3 separate regions of the Homo sapiens genome follow, and regions 2 and 3 are each linked to region 1. The links are chromatin loops, found by intact Hi-C in ENCODE. Cell type or tissue: GM12878. All regions are shown on one strand.

The links. A loop is a pair of places that touch in the nucleus more often than their neighbours do. Peaks named below come from ENCODE experiments on the same cell type or tissue, not always from the same donor. Only the 100,000 strongest peaks of a DNase experiment are listed, where the experiment ranks them.
Region 2: it touches region 1 in a loop (11-fold over the local background); 2 of 110 quality-filtered maps call a loop at or near these places.
Region 3: it touches region 1 in a loop (2.1-fold over the local background); 4 of 110 quality-filtered maps call a loop at or near these places.

What each region holds. Positions count from the first base shown.
Region 1 is chr2:224,518,758-224,521,257 of GRCh38, forward strand. All of the region lies in intron 3 of CUL3 (cullin 3), which reads right to left. Among named protein-coding and RNA genes, the nearest start is that of CUL3, 65 kb to the right of the region's middle. In GM12878, no CTCF peak of the experiment used is centred here; a DNase peak (open chromatin) is centred at 1,494; H3K4me3 peaks cover 764 bases; H3K27ac peaks cover 2,152 bases.
Region 2 is chr2:224,665,618-224,668,117 of GRCh38, forward strand. No RefSeq gene overlaps it. Among named protein-coding and RNA genes, the nearest start is that of CCDC195, 49 kb to the right of the region's middle. In GM12878, no CTCF peak of the experiment used is centred here; a DNase peak (open chromatin) is centred at 1,544; H3K4me3 peaks cover 339 bases; H3K27ac peaks cover 1,050 bases.
Region 3 is chr2:224,637,335-224,639,834 of GRCh38, forward strand. All of the region lies in intron 2 of LOC105373909 (a long non-coding RNA gene), which reads left to right. Among named protein-coding and RNA genes, the nearest start is that of CUL3, 53 kb to the left of the region's middle. In GM12878, no CTCF peak of the experiment used is centred here; a DNase peak (open chromatin) is centred at 1,207; H3K27ac peaks cover 375 bases.

The DNA.
Region 1 (2,500 bases):
ATAATATACATGCAGGATCAAATAAATGTACACTTCACTACTTCTTCCCCTTCTATTTGCTATCGGTCTCCCATGGCTTGGATTTCCCCTGTCCCAACTTTAAGCATAGTGATGGTATCGCTACTAAAGGAGGTAAATCTATTACCTTATGGCCTACAATGTCTGCTATCTTAAGCCCTCTGGCAAAAAGGCAGAAAGACATCAGTCAGAACTGATGAATTCTTCAGGAATGCTGTGTATAGAGGAAAATGATGCTTCAGTAAAGGAAGCCAAGGCATGTGATCAGAATACATAGTTTGGAGCACCCCAATCCAAAAATCTGACATCTAAAATTCTCCAAACTCTGAAACTCTGAGCATCAACATGATGCCACAAGTAAATTCCACAACTGACCTCATGCATCGGGTTGCAGCCAAAACTTTATTTCATGTACAAATTACTTAAAATATTGTACAAAATTACCTTTGGGCTATGTATATAAGGTGTATATAAAACATAAATGAATTTTATGTTTAGCACATGGGTTCCATCCCCACAATCTCTCATTATGTATATGCAAATATTCCAAAATCCCCCCAAAATGCAAAATCTGAAAACACTTATGGTCACAAGCATTTCGGGTAAGAGACAAAATCAACCTGAAGCTGGAAGGTGTAGGCAGAACACAGAATGTTTAAAGCCATGGGTTACTGTGGTGTAAGAGCTAAGCCTTTGTCTTTCAACTTGAGACTGTCAAGATGTGTGATGATAATTAAATGACATATAATATTAAGAAAAACTTGATAACCCTAAAATTTCATTATAGATAAAAAAGAGCTAATAAATGGAGAAGAAACACAGAAACTTAAGTGTGGCTCTATAAAACTATTAATAGTAATACTAAATAATCATTTATATTAAATGTCTGACATGTATGATTAATTACCATCAAGTACAATTAAGGGTACAGATGCATAACCCTTGAGTATTTGTGTGCATATGTTAAACAGAAATGCACACATATATTCACAGTAAACTTGTGATATGCACATGATATGATTCTAATATCATTTAAATTCTTGTGAGGTTTTAATTTTTATGTGTCTATTTTTTAAGATTTTTTAAAAGTCCCAGCTCCGGTTACCTCTAACTAGCAAACTCAAAGTATGAACAAGATTTTAAAAATCATTCCAAAAGAGAAAAAAAAAAAATTAAAGACTGATTTTAAAATGTCTTAATCCCAGGCTTTGACCAAAATGTAGTGACCAAAATGTAGTATGAGTTTGACATTAGTCACTTATCTACTAAAGAGACCTTAGCAGAGATAGAAAGTTGGTGGCTTTTTCTACTTGCCTTTTTAAAGCCAAAAACAGGCATTTTAAATATAAAATGTTCTGAAAAACATGTTCGAAAGCCTAATGTGAGTCAAGCATTATGTTTACATAAAGGGATGTGAGTTTCATCACCACAGAGATAAACCACATTTTAAATCTCTATTTACAGTTCTCTCTCAAGGGTTGCTATTCCTTGGCCAAGCAGGCCTGCAATGAGCAAAAACTTTCACAAGCTAGGTGGACCTGTGGTGAGAGACAGGAGCCAATGGTGGGGACCCACCTCATGCCCCCCTTTTCACAGCTGGTTCTGCATCTGACTTCATCCATACAGTAAGCTTGATAAACCAACTTCATTTGTAACATAAGCACTTCATTTGTAACATAACATCTATCTCACAATGCTATTCCACTCATTTCCACTTCTAGTCCTGAAAATAAATAGCTTTTAAGACCAACTTCCCTGCCAACAACTATAAAGGCTGGATAAAAAAATACAAAAGCACCACCAGTTTTAAAACATCAACTAGGACAGGCAGGTCTCCAGGAGTTGGACTGGAGAGAGATGGAGTCTTTCTAAGCCACAAGAAAAGGAAAGCTCAACCAGGTGACCTCCATGGAAAACTCCTGCAAATGCTTACTCAAGACCTAGGGCTCTTTGCATGCCCAGAAGACACGAGGACACCAACAAACAAAATGCTTGGCCCTACAAGACCACAGATATTACTACTTCCACCATCTTGGCAAAGATGTGCCTCTTCCTCTTCACCCTACCAACATATCTAAATAGTTAAATGATGTATAAGAAATCAAATTCAGCACATAAAAGTATGCTCAAAGGTGTCAAGACACACAATGCAAAAATACAGTTCCTATTGAAGCTAAACCTATGCAAAGTCAAGGGGTGTCTCTTAAAGTGCGCTAAATAGTTTCATTACTCAGGGAGTGGCATTACAAACAAATCAAATAAAAAGTTAAAATAAAAACAAATGTGAAAATTAAGTCCAAAAAACAACTTAACTCTTACTACTTAATTTACCTGCAAGAAAAAGTTTAGTAAATATTTTTAATAGTCATTATGTTACAGAAAAGCAAGCTAGGATAAATGGGTTCTAGGCAAAATCAATGGTGCACCCAAGGAAAGAAACAACTTAAAAATTGTTATTTTATCATTCCTATCTAATGTTTCA
Region 2 (2,500 bases), 150 kb after region 1:
AGGACCAGATTCAATTCTTTTTGAAACATCATGGGTCATGTGCCCCACCCTGAATCAGTCAATGTGGCCAGGGAAATGGGATGCACCTATTGGCTAATTTGAATCACATGCTTCTCTTTAGAGACAGGAGGTTTGTGGGTATGAGGTCGACTCATCTAATCCTGTAACCTAAGTGTTGGGAAAGGGTTAGTTCCTTGAAAGACCAGGCACTGACTTCTAGAGGGTGGCTGGATGTTGGCCAGGCCAAAACAGTAGTTATCTCCTACAAGACTGCAAAATCTAATGGGCTTTAGAGTCTGCCTTTAAAAGTGGGGACAATAAAATGTGCCTTACCTTACTTCACAGGATCAAATTCAATCCCTCAAATGAATTCTAAAAATTATAAAGGATTTTACAAAGGCAAGGTAATGTTATGTTACCTTTCACAGGTGATTTAACTAAAGGAATATGTAGAAAGACATTACTAGGGGCAGGCACGATGGCTCACGCTTGTAATCCCAACACTTTGGGAGACTGAGGCGGGCGGATCACGAGGTCAGGAGATGGAGACCATGCTGGTTAACATGGTGAAACTCCGTCTCTACTAAAAATACAAAAAGTAGCCGGGCGTAGTGGCAGGTGCCTTTAATCCCAGCTACTCAGGAGGCTGAGGTAGGAGAGTCACTGAAACCCAGGAGGTGGAGGTTGCAGTGACCCGAGATCGTGCCACTGCACTCTAGCCTAGGTGACAGATTGAGACTTCGTCTCAAAAAAAAAAAAAGAAAAAAAGGAAGACATTGCTGAAGTGTAAAGCATACCCAGTTTTCTTTATCTTACCATATATTGACCGCAATGTAATTTTGAAGGAGTTTGGAGAATATTTCTTCGAGTTTTACAAAAGGTCAGACTCTGATCATATGCTGATGACCCTAACTAGAAATTTCTACAACTTTATAGAAAACTTGCATGCATTACATATGCATGCATAGTTAGATGCATATATAGTTCCTTAACTGCATTAGTCAGAGTTCTCCGGAGAAAGAGCACCAGTAATATACATATGGATATATATATATACATTTTTATTTATTTATTTTTTTTGTGAGACAGAGTCTCGCTCTGTCACCTAGGCATTGGTTCATGAGAAATTGGTTCATGCAATTATGGAGCCTGAGAAGTCCCACAATCTGCCATCTGTAAATTGGAGACCCAGGAAAGCCAGTGGTACAATTCAGTCAGAAGGACGGAAAACAGGAGAAATAATTATGTAAATCACGTTCTGAGGGCCAAGAAGCTGAAATGAGGTGTCCGAGCTCAGCAGAGCAGGGCAAATTTCTCCTTTCTCCACTTTTTCTTTTATTTAGGCTCTCAATTGATCAGATGATGCCCATATACATGGGAAGAGCAGTCTACTTCAATGAGTCCACTGATTCAAATGCTAATTGCATCTGGAAATACCCTCCCAGATACACTCAAAAACAATGTCTAATCTGGGCACCCCATGGCCAGTCAAGTTGATACATAAAATTAACCATAACACCTGTCTTTGTCATATTTGGGTGATCAGCCAGCCAAGAAATGACATATTTTGAGAGCTTTCAGAGTTGCAGAGTCACTAGAGGGTTAATGGTAATGCAAATACCTTAGCTTTCACATCCTGTCTTTGATAAGAGTTTACGTTTTCAGCAAATAATCTGTGAAGTGGCTAATTTGCTGGGGGATAATGAGAATAGATAGTTACTCTGAAAATTGCTCTTACGCAATTCTACTTACTTTTTAATGGTGTCTCTTTTCTTTGTAAGAAGTGCCATATTTTGGGACAACATGGGGAATTTAATCATTAAGTTAAACAATAAACCCTTTAAACTACCTTAATTTCTTTTTTTTTTTTTAGATGGACTCACTCTGTCACCCAGGCTGTAGTGCAGTGGCACAATATTGGCTCACTGCAGCCTCCGCCTCCCGGGTTCAAGCAATTCTTGTGCCTCAGCCTTCTGAGTAGTTGGGATTACAGGCATAAGCCACCATGCGTGGCTAATTTTTGTATTTTTAGTAGAGATGGGGTCTCGCCAGGCTGGTCTGGAACTCTTGACCTCAGGTAATTCACCCACCTTCGCCTCCCAAAGTGCTGGGATTATAGGCATGAGCCACTGCACCCGGCAAACTACCTTAACTTCTAAGAGAGTCAACAATTCTATTAGTTGAATTATACGTAAGTAAATAAAACCTTGAAACAATGGAAAAACCCTTATACAAAAGGCAAACAATTAGAAAAGACTCAGTACCCTGGGGCCTAAGTAATATAATTAAAAGCAGGATTTTAAAAAATAAGTTTCTTTCTAAAAGCAGAGAAAGCACCAAGGTGATTGCTTTGTTTCCCACAGCTTTCAGACCCTGAGTGCATTGGTAAGGTTTTCCTAATTGCTATATTTCTTATATTTTGTAAAATAAAGAAAACACAGATCATTTATCTTTCTAGTATACAAGAACCATTTTGAAAGGGCCATTTCTCTTGTTTAAA
Region 3 (2,500 bases), 120 kb after region 1:
TTAATAAATGAGTACCTGGAAAAGTGCCAAGTCTGATTTGCCCTGTAGTTAAAAAAAAAAAAAAAGTTCAAATAATCCCTGGTTTCCTTGAAATTCAAAAAGAAGGCATTTTGGCCAGGTGCGGTGGCTCACCCCTGTAATCCCAGCACTTTGGGAGGCCGAGGCAGGCGTATCATGAGATCAGGAGATTCAGACCATCCTGGCTAACATGGTGAAACCCCGTCTCTACTCAAAATACAAAAAATTAGCTGGGCGTGGTGGTGGGCGCCTGTAGTCCCAGCTACTGGGGTGGCTGAGGCAGGAGAATGGCGTGAACCCGAGAGGTGGAGCTTGCAGTGAGCCGAGATCGCGCCACTGCACTCCAGCCTGGGCGACAGAGCGAGACTCTGTCTTAAATAAATAAATAATTAATTAATTAAAAAAAAGGAAGGCATTTTAAAGAACATCCTATCTGGAAGGTGAAGGGGAAGATCCAATAATATAATCAGGACTCAAATTACATAGGATTTTATAATAGACCAGATGTCAACCATTTAAATAACATTTAGCAGTAAATACACATAAGTGCTACATTTTTTTAATGAACAATTTGGATCCTGAATCAAATGAGCTTCTGAATTTCACACAATGGAATGTTCCAGATTTTCAGCTTGCATTAATCGATTTAGAATTATTTTGCTTGGAGATGGGGGGATGGACTCGTGGGCTGGTGGTTTGCAGGCATTTCTTCCAGATTTTAAGATTATATTGGGATTTAGCACTACAGGGCTCAATAGAAACTCAACAGAAAGCAACTGGCACCAGTTAGGAACTACTTCCTGCTGATTGCAAGTTTTTCTCCCTACTTTCTTCACAATTTACCCAGGACAATATAAATGTTACAAATTATCAGCATTGATTGGATTACTGTGAGTAGGAGGAAACAGGATATTAATAAATGTTTTGTAGCAGCCTTTCAGACCTGAATGTGCCCAGCCTCTTGCTGCTGTTTTTTAGGGTTGTAGTCTCTTTCTTTGCATTGGCGATATCCTGTCCCTGTCAAACGCTTTACAACGTAAACACTTCAACAAGTGGGTGTCTTTGGGAGGAGCCCTTAGTCTTTCATAGCAATAAACTTCAGCACTTCCTCATTTTGGCTGCCTCCTCATTCTGATTCTAAAGAAAACAAACAAGCCTGGCCTCCGCCTCAGCTACTGTGCACCTGCAAGAGGTGAACGGTGATGGTACCAGTCTAGGCCCTGATGGTCTAACCAGGGGTCCAGATTGGCAACTAACAATGTTTGGTTGAGCCCACACGATGTGTGTTTTTTCTTTTTACAGTATTTGGATTTGAATGACTTCAGCTGAGACATGCTTTTTCTGGGCATTGTTAAGTCTCACTATCTCTTATTTGACTAATGTGTTTCCATTACGTGCCCAGCTCCTGTAGGCGTTGACCTTGCCTCCCCAGACTAAACCACAGAAGCAAGTCCATAGACATTGAGGCTGCGCTTATTTAGGTTAAGTAGGGAAAAGTACAGAGTTAAGCAGATACCTTTTTTTACCGTCCTAGAATAAACATAGCCATCAGTATTTTCAATTGTTGCTTCCAGAACTGTGATGAAACTCGGAAGGACCTTCAAAGCTTGGTTACCATTACACCTATGTATATAAAAGTGTGATTTTGGATTGACTTGGAACTCAAAGAAGTTTCCTGGGCCAGGCCGGACACTGTGGCTCACACCTGTAATCCCAGCACTTTGGGAGGCTGAGGTGGGGGGATCACAAGGTAAGGAGATCGAGACTATCCTGGCCAACATGATGAAACCCTGTCTCTACTAAAAATACAAAAATTAGCTGGGCGTGGTGGTAGGCACCTGAAGTCTCAGCTACTCAGGAGGCTGAGGCAGGAGAATCACTTGAACCCTGGAGGGGGAGGTTGCAGTGAGCTGAGATTGTGCGACTGCACTCCAGCCTGGCGAGAGAGCGAGACAACATCTCAAAAAAAAAAAAAAGTTTCCTGGGACTACCTTAAAAACTTAGTTCATCTCAATTGTTTCTACTGTTAATACAATATCTGGTTTTGGAGGAAGAGAAGTGTTTTCTGTATGTACATAAAGCACTATATCACTAAGTGAGAAACACCTTCTTCCCCCCATCTCAATCTTTTTTTTTTTTTTAAGTCAGGATCTCACTCTGTCACCCAGACTGGAGTTCAGTGGTGAGATCATGGATCACCGCAACCTCCACCTCCCAGGCTGGAGCGATTCTCCTGCCTCAGCCTCCAGAGTAGCCGGGGTTACAAGCACGCGCCACTACTGCCCAGCTAATTTTTGTATTTTGTTTGTTTGTTTGTTTGAGACAGAGTCTTGCTCTGTCACCCAGGCTGGAGTGCAGTGGCATGATCTCATCTCACTGCAAGCTCTGCCTCCCGGGTTCATGCCATTCTCCTGCCTCAGCCTCCCGAGTAGCTGGGACTACAGGCAGCCGCCACCACACCCAGCTAATTTTTTTGTATTTT